2 separate regions of the Homo sapiens genome follow, and region 2 is linked to region 1. A link is an interaction called in ENCODE POLR2A ChIA-PET data of the cell type or tissue named here. Cell type or tissue: GM12878. All regions are shown on one strand. Links, peaks and the distances in the headings refer to the core of each region. The heading gives the core; the rest is flanking DNA.

Region 1 (4,386 bases), core at 387-4,386:
AAAACTCACTTGAACTAGGGAGACAGAGGTTCAGTAAGCGTGGATCACTCCCCTGCACTCCAGCCTGGGCGACAGAGGAGTCTCTGTCTCAAAGATCAAGAAGCAGAGAAACAAACAAAAAGTACAAAGATGTGCACAGAAAATGACACACAACTCAAACGTGAAGGAAAAAGATTTTTCTGCAGCAGAATACGGTTTATCAAGTGCCTTAGCACCACGGATGAAACTAGACAAATTCTAAGCCATATTATCATGAATTTTCAAAACATTGGAGCCAAAGGAAAAATCTTACATGCTATCAGAGGTTGGGAGAAACAGGTGTTACATGAATATTCAAGAGTTAAATGGGGCCGTGGCTCACGCCTATAATCCCAGCACTTTGGGAGGCCAAGGTGGGAGAATTACTTGAGCCCAGGAGTTCAAGACCAGCCTGGGCAAAAAAGTGAGACCTGTCTCAATTTTTTTTTTTTTTTTTGAGATGGAGTCTTGCTGTGTCATCCAGGCTGGAGTGCAGTGGTGTGATCTCGGCTCACTGCAAGCTCCGCCTCCCAGGTTCATGCCATTCTCCTGCCTGAGCCTCCTGAGTAGCTGGGACTACAGGCACCAGCCACCACGCCTGGCTAATTTTTTGTATTTTTTAGTAGAGACGGGGTTTCACCATGTTAGCCAGGATGGTCTCAATCTCCTGACCTCGTGATCTGCCCACCTCAACCTCCCAAAGTGCTGGGATTACAAGGTGAGCCACTGCGCCTGGCCTATTCTTTTTTTTTTTTTTTGAGACGGAGTCTCACTGTGTCACCCAGGCTGGAGTGCAGTGGCACTGTCTCTGATCTCAGCTCACCTCAACCTCCACCTCCCAGGTTCAAGCAATTCTCCTGCCTCAGCCCGCTGAGTAGCTGGGATTACAGGTGCGTGCCACCATGCCTGGCTAATTTTTGTATTTTTGTAGGAATAGGGGTTTTGCCATGTTGGCCAGTCTGGTCTTGAACTCCTGACCTTAGGTAATCTGCCCACCTCCGAAAGTGCTGGGATTATAGGCATGAACCACCACGCCCAACCTTCATTTACTCTTAAAATTGAACTTTCTCAGGCTCTTTTTTTCCCCCCTTCTCTTCTAATGCCTTTCACACCACCATTTGCTTAAAAGGAAGCTTTCATGTGTCCAAGGTATAGATTACGATGTTGTCTTTGCAGCTGTTGATCAAGAACAAATCTTACATAAGATTGCTCTGAGCATCTGCTTCCTTTTCTCTCTGTGACCTAAACTCTCCCCTTCCTGGCAACCAGAATGGAGATCATCAGTTAGAAAATATTGAATAATTGTGAAATATTTAAATAGAGATTAGTTTAATTTGAAATGTACAAGTATTCAGCATATGCTATTTATATATGTGCGTTCATGGATGTTTGTGTATGTGGTCTTGTGTGTGTGTGTGTGTGTGTGTGTGTGTTTCTCTTGATCCACCACCACCCCATTCACCAGCCTGACAGGGGACAGTGTTTCCAGAAGGAATGTAATTCATGCGCATTTTTTTCATGTTAAGTTTTATAAGAAGACCAAACAGCTGCCAGTCCTAGGAAAATGCTGTGAAGAGATCCAGCCACATCAGTGGAAGCCACCTATAGAGAGAGAAGAACACCGGCTCCCATTCTGGTTAAAGGTACAGCCCTCTTCCTCGAAGTCTGTAGGAGGCAGAAGGTCACTGAAAGTTCTGAGAGAATATCAAGGGCTTCCTTAATCGTCTAATGCTTTAGTTGTAGAACTAGGACTTTAGAAATCTTCCTGATTCACCTTTCTTCCCTTACTTTTCTGCCCTTCTCTGGGTGATTCTACAGCATTTTCAAAATAATAGGTAAAATAATAATTTGCTAAAGGAAATTCACAGAAGTTTCTAAAGTGTATAATTAGAATGTGGTCTTTGTAGATTTGATATGCAGAGAGACCCTTCTTGGAAAGATGCCTTGAGACTGTCTAAGGTCTCTAAAACCTAGAAAGCCCTATTGTTTTTCCCAAATTCTTTTTTTGTTGTTGTTTTGTTTTGTTTTTGAGACAGAGTCTTGCTCTGTCCACCCAGGCTAAGGTGCGATCTCGGCTTCTCGCAACCTCTGCCTCCCAGGTTCAAGTGATTCTCCTGCCTCCGCCTCCTGAGTAGCTGGGATTACAGGCACATGCCACCACACCCAACTAATTTTTGTATTTTTAGTAGAGACGGGGTTTCACCGTGTTGGTCAGGCTCATCCTGAACTCCTGACCTCAAGTGATCTGCCCACTTCAGCCTCCCAAAGTGCTGGGATTACAGGCGTGAGCCACTGTGCCAAGCCTCTTTTTCCCAAATTCTGACATATGCTGGATCAGAGTGTTCTTGTTTCCAATAGGCCAGTCTGCCATCCATCCAGGAAGAACTGCGGCACATGGCTGATGGTGCTAGAGAGGTAGGAAATATGACTGGAACCACTGAGATCAACTCAGATCGAAGCCTAGAAAAAGACAATTTGGAGTTGGGGAGTGAATCTCGGTACCCACTGCTATTGCCTAAGGGTGTAGTCCTGAAACTGAAGCCAGTTGCCACCCGTTTCCCCAGGAAGGCTTGGAGACAGAAGCGTTCATCAGTCCTGAAGCCCCTCCTTATCCAACCCAGCCCCTCTCTCCAGCCCAGCTTCAACCCTGGGAAAACACCAGCCCGATCAACTCATTCAGAAGCCCCTCCGAGCAAAATGGTGCTCCGGATTCCTCACCCAATACAGCCAGCCACTGTTTTACAGACAGTTCCAGGTGTCCCTCCACTGGGGGTCAGTGGAGGTGAGAGTTTTGAGTCTCCTGCAGCACTGCCTGCTGTGCCCCCTGAGGCCAGGACAAGCTTCCCTCTGTCTGAGTCCCAGACTTTGCTCTCTTCTGCCCCTGTGCCCAAGGTAATGCTGCCCTCCCTTGCCCCTTCTAAGTTTCGAAAGCCATATGTGAGACGGAGACCCTCAAAGAGAAGAGGAGTCAAGGCCTCTCCCTGTATGAAACCTGCCCCTGTTATCCACCACCCTGCATCTGTTATCTTCACTGTTCCTGCTACCACTGTGAAGATTGTGAGCCTTGGCGGTGGCTGTAACATGATCCAGCCTGTCAATGCGGCTGTGGCCCAGAGTCCCCAGACTATTCCCATCACTACCCTCTTGGTTAACCCTACTTCCTTCCCCTGTCCATTGAACCAGTCCCTTGTGGCCTCCTCTGTCTCACCCTTAATTGTTTCTGGCAATTCTGTGAATCTTCCTATACCATCCACCCCTGAAGATAAGGCCCACGTGAATGTGGACATTGCTTGTGCTGTGGCTGATGGGGAAAATGCCTTTCAGGGCCTAGAACCCAAATTAGAGCCCCAGGAACTATCTCCTCTCTCTGCTACTGTTTTCCCGAAAGTGGAACATAGCCCAGGGCCTCCACTAGCAGATGCAGAGTGCCAAGAAGGATTGTCAGAGAATAGTGCCTGTCGCTGGACCGTTGTGAAAACAGAGGAGGGGAGGCAAGCTCTGGAGCCGCTCCCTCAGGGCATCCAGGAGTCTCTAAACAACCCTACCCCTGGGGATTTAGAGGAAATTGTCAAGATGGAACCTGAAGAAGCTAGAGAGGAAATCAGTGGATCCCCTGAGCGTGATATTTGTGATGACATCAAAGTGGAACATGCTGTGGAATTGGACACTGGTGCCCCAAGCGAGGAGTTGAGCAGTGCTGGAGAAGTAACGAAACAGACAGTCTTACAGAAGGAAGAGGAGAGGAGTCAGCCAACTAAAACCCCTTCATCTTCTCAAGAGCCCCCTGATGAAGGAACCTCAGGGACAGATGTGAACAAAGGATCATCAAAGAATGCTTTGTCCTCAATGGATCCTGAAGTGAGGCTTAGTAGCCCCCCAGGGAAGCCAGAAGATTCATCCAGTGTTGATGGTCAGTCAGTGGGGACTCCAGTTGGGCCAGAAACTGGAGGAGAGAAGAATGGGCCAGAAGAAGAGGAAGAAGAGGACTTTGATGACCTCACCCAAGATGAGGAAGATGAAATGTCATCAGCTTCTGAGGAATCTGTGCTTTCTGTCCCAGAACTCCAGGTGAGAGCTGGAGAATATTCTCAAGTATTTCGTGGACTCAGTAATATGTATCACTTATTGATATGCCACCTGCTTGCTTGCTGCACTATGGATAGTCCTAAAATCATTTGTATTTGATTTGTGAATGCATTATGGGACATGATTGTGGAGTTGAGGTGAAATGAGATGGAAAGGATGAAATTTTACTTATTATATTAAACTCGTTTACACATTAAATTGAATCACCTGACCATACTTTAAATGCCTTAAAAAATAGTAATAGGCTGGGCTTGGTGGCTCACTCCTGTAGTCCCAGCACTT
Region 2 (4,386 bases), core at 1-4,000, 190 kb before region 1:
CCCTCCCCTTCTGTGTGCCCACAGTTTAGTAAAATCCCCAAGGGCAAAGGAGGAGTGTATGTTTTCTCTCTCTTTTTTTTTTTTTTTAGAAACAGGGTCTCGCTTTGCTGCTCAGGCTGGGGTGCAGTGGTGCAGTCATAGCTCACTGTAACTCAAACTCCTGGGCTCAAGTGATCCTTCTGCCTTAGACTCCTGAGTAACTGGGACTACAGACCTGCACCACCACACCCAGCACATTTTTAAATTTTTTGTAGAGATAAGATCTTGCTATGTTGCCTAGGCTAGTCTTGCTCAGACTCCTGGCCTCAAGTGATTCTCCTGCCTCAGCCTCCCAAAGTGCTGGGATTGTAAATGTGAGCCACTATGCCTCGCCCTCTGTTTTCTTGATTGTGACATCCAAGTTTTATGGAATTGATCTTTGTTTCCTCCCTCAGTCTTGGAGTGCTGACCCCATAGGATCTGAGAGCTTGGAGTGTGAAGCAGAGAAAGAAATTGAAGCAGGGGCCTGCTGGGGTTGAAGGAGATGGGTGGGTGAGGGATGGTCTTTCAGTCCTCTGCGAGAGGAAGGAAACTTTCTCCCTCCCTACCAAGCTCAAAATTAGAAGTGGGAATATGCCAGGACAGGGAGAATTTAGGTCAGATAGCCGTAAAGGTCTTCCTTAGTTAGATATTAGAAATGGAATTTAAAGGCTAAAAAATGTGGTCCAGGCTGGGCACGGTGGCTCATCCCTATAATCTCAGCACTTTGGGAGGCTGAATCAGGCAGGCAGATCGCCTGAGGTCCGGAATTCGAGACCAGCCTGGCCAAGATGGTGAAACCCCATCTCTACTAAAAATACAAAAATTAGCCAGGCATGGCAGCATTCACCTGTAGCCACAGCTACTTGGGAGGCTGAGGCATGAGAATCGCTTGAACTCAGGAGGCAGAGGTCACAGTGAGCAGAGATCACACCACTGCCCTCCAGCCAGGGCGACAGAGCGATACTTGGTCCCAAAAAATAAAAAATAGGCCAGGCGCAGTGGCTGATGCCTGTAATCCCAGCACTTCGGCAGGCCAAGGCAGGCAGATTACTTGAGGTCAGGAGTTAGAGACCAGCCTGGCCAACGTGGTGAAACCCCGTCTCTACAAAAATGCAAAAAATTAGCCAGGTGTTGTGGCGTGCTCCTTAATCCCAGCTGCTCAGGAGGCTGAGGCAGGAGAATCGCTTTTTCCTGGGAGACAGAAGTTGCAGTGAGCCAAGATGGCACCACTGCACTCCAGCCTAGGCGACAGAGTGAGACTCCGTCTCAAAAAAATAATAATAGAATCAAATTAAATTAAAAATAAATAAAAAATAAAAGTATGGTCCCTCTTGCTCTGGGGAACCTTATGAATCTCACAAAAATCTTGGACCCTGTCACCCAAAAAAATACACGAGTTATGTTAATATGTAAAACTATTTACACACCTTCAGAAGGTTTACAGAGCCACTGAAGCCTGACATCCCAGGGGGTCTGTAGGCCCTAGGTTAAGAAACCTGAATCAGTCAGGTAGAAAGGGTTTTCTGTAGACACTGAGTGATCCCTGTGGTTCCTGCTAGCCCACAACGCTGTTTTGTCTGATAGCACATGAATCTTTCTGCACCCTGCCCGCCCCCCACCCCCCACCCACACTGTTTTTAAGCTGTAAGAATGTGTGACCAGGCGCGGTGGCTCATATCTGTAATCCCAGCACTTTGGGAGGCCGAAACTGGTGGATAAACCTGAGGTCAGGAGTTTGAGACCAGCCTGACCAACATGGTGAAACCCCGTCTCTACTAAAAATACAAAATTAGCCGGGCATGGTGGCACACGCCTGTAGTAGTCCCAGCTCCTTGGGAGGCTGAGGTAGGAGAATCGCTTGAACCCGGGAGGCGGAGGTTGCAGTGAGCCAAGATTGCACCATTGCACTCCAGCCTGAACAACAAGATGAAAACTCTGTATCAAAAAAAAAAAAAAAAAATAGAATGGGTGAGGTGTGAGAGGTCTGAAAAAGTGCAAGCAGCCAGAGGGAAGAGAGGCCAGGAAGAGGGAAACTGGGAGCTCTAACCTGATGGGATAAGCCTGGTCCTTGGGAAAGAGGGAAGCAGCTGCTCAGACCGTCTAGTGCTGACTGTTCTCCCACCTTCATCCCCTTCCAGATGTGCTAGTGCTGCTGATGACAGATGTACTGGTGTTTCTCCAGGAAAAGGACCAGAAGTACATCTTTCCTACCCTGGTGAGACATTCATTCTTCACCTTTCTCAGCACAGACAAGTGTTTTAGTCTCTTCTTGCTTTCCTGCCCAAGCCCACGAGAGCTCTGGAGTCCCCCAGAGTCAAACAGCTATAATTGTTACTATTACCGTAATAATAAAAAATAAGAGCAGCTCACAGGTACTGTTACTGTGCACAGGCACTTTTACACCTGTGGGAAAAGATTATTTTCGTCCTCATTTTATAGATGATGAAAGTAAAGCTTCAAGTCAGTTAAATAATTTGTCAAGGGTTGCACACATTTCTAAGTCCCTTCTGGCTGGCACCAGTGCCTGGCTCTTAACTGGTATTGTAAGATGACTCTTCAGTCCTTTCAGTCCTCGTCCAGAAGGATTGAAGGCCTAAATATGCCAAGGGACAGGATTCCCAGGCTTAATCCTTCCTTTCCCCTGACTGGCAGGACAAGCCTTCAGTGGTATCGCTGCAGAATCTAATCGTACGAGACATTGCCAACCAGGAGAAAGGGATGTTTCTGATCAGCGCAGCCCCACCTGAGATGTACGAGGTGCACACAGCATCCCGGGATGACCGGAGCACCTGGATCCGGGTCATTCAGCAGAGCGTGCGCACGTGAGTGTCTGCCTGCCGCCTGCATGTGCTTATGACCTCAGGGTACCTGCAGCATTAGATCCCAACCATAGAACTCCCTGGGAACAGAATCCAGCATTCAGAGGTGGGGGAAGAGGTTGAGGGAGAGACAAAATGGCCCAAGACTGGAAAGGTCACCTATGTTCTTATGTCCTGTAAAGCCACATTTTATACATTGCCAACCTCAACTCCCTTTCAAATTCAGCATGAGCTGACAAGCAAGGGAATACTTTGAGCTGTCACATGGTGGCATACCTGCCAGCCAACAGTACAATTTCAGCTGCATTCACATGTTCATCTGTAGGCAGAGGGCTGTTATTTGGATTGTATTGTATTTTACATTTATTTTTCTAAAAATGAATGAAAAAGAGGATAATGAAAGCATCGATACTAGAGAGGAACAAGTCTCATAAACAGACTCAACACAATAGAAGCAAGAAGGAAATCAGTGTGTCAAAGCAGCAAATCTTTAGCTTCTATTGGACACACATTAGATTTGAGGCAGTCAACTATGTGTCTAATTGTGATGGGAAAAAACATCAAATAAAGCACAGGTAAGATGTTTAAAATGGATTCTGGAAGATTATGCCTAAAGAATGAAGTGTAAGTGTAATTCTAATTCAGATTTTTACAGGTTTTCTTTCTTTTTTTTTTTTAATTTTTTTTGAGACAGAGTCTCGCTCTCAGCTCACTGCAACCTCCACCTCCTGGATTCAAGCGATTCTCCTGCCTCAGCCTCCCAAATAGCTGGGACTACAGGTGCCCACCACGACCCCAGGCAAATTTTTTTTTTTTTTTTTTTTTTTTGGAGACAGAGTCTCTGTTGCCGGGCTGCCTCAGCCTCCTGAGTAGCTGGGACTACAGGCTCACGCCACCATGCCCAGCTAATTTTTGTATTTTTAGTAGAGACGGGGTTTTACCATGTTGGCCAGGATGGTCTTGATATCTTGACCTCGTAATCGACCCGCCTCAGCCTCCCAAAGTCCTGGGATTACAGGCATGAGCCACTGCACCCAGCCAAATTTTTGTATTTTTAGTGGAGACGGGGTTTTGCCATGTTGACCAAGCTGGTCTCGAACTCCTGATCTCAGATTTATCCGCCCACCTCAGCCTCCAAAAGAGCTGAGATTACAGGCATTAGCCACCATGCCCAGCCAAGATTTTTATAATTTTTCTTTAGCTTTCAGGGAATCAGTTCTCAACTTTATAATTTGTAAACCTTTTTTTTTTTTTAACTTCTGCACCATGGAATTTTGAAAAGGTTTTTAGAAATGCATATAAAAGTATGAAATTGCAGGCCAGGCACAGTGGCTCACGCCTGTAATCCCGGCACTTTGAGAGGCTGAGGCGGGTAGATCACTTGAGGTCAGGAGTTCAAGACCAGCCCGGCCAATATGGTGAAACCTCGTCTCTACTAAAAATACAAAAATTAGCCGGGCGTGGTGGCATAAGCTTGTAATCCCAGTTACGCGGGAAGCTGAGGCAGGAGAATCGCTTGAACCCGGGGGTGGAGGTTGCAGTGAGT

Evidence for each region. ChIA-PET counts read pairs that join two places held together with the same protein. Peaks named below come from ENCODE experiments on the same cell type or tissue, not always from the same donor. Only the 100,000 strongest peaks of a DNase experiment are listed, where the experiment ranks them.
Region 2: POLR2A ChIA-PET joins it to region 1 with 5 read pairs; 3 of 35 experiments call an interaction of 5 or more read pairs at or near these places.

Annotation. Positions count from the first base shown.
Region 1 is chr1:155,764,700-155,769,085 of GRCh38, reverse strand. GON4L (gon-4 like) reads left to right here. Exons shown (of 32, transcript NM_001282860.2): 20 at 1,545-1,661; 21 at 2,377-4,086. Among named protein-coding and RNA genes, the nearest start is that of DAP3, 78 kb to the right of the region's middle. In GM12878, for the core only: no CTCF peak of the experiment used is centred there; no DNase peak of the experiment used is centred there.
Region 2 is chr1:155,956,170-155,960,555 of GRCh38, reverse strand. It overlaps ARHGEF2 (Rho/Rac guanine nucleotide exchange factor 2), which reads left to right. Exons shown (of 22, transcript NM_001162383.2): 12 at 2,160-2,236; 13 at 2,674-2,843. Among named protein-coding and RNA genes, the nearest start is that of MIR6738, 7.0 kb to the right of the region's middle. RefSeq lists a silencer at 1,509-1,648. In GM12878, for the core only: no CTCF peak of the experiment used is centred there; a DNase peak (open chromatin) is centred at 1,553; H3K4me3 peaks cover 570 bases; H3K27ac peaks cover 2,031 bases.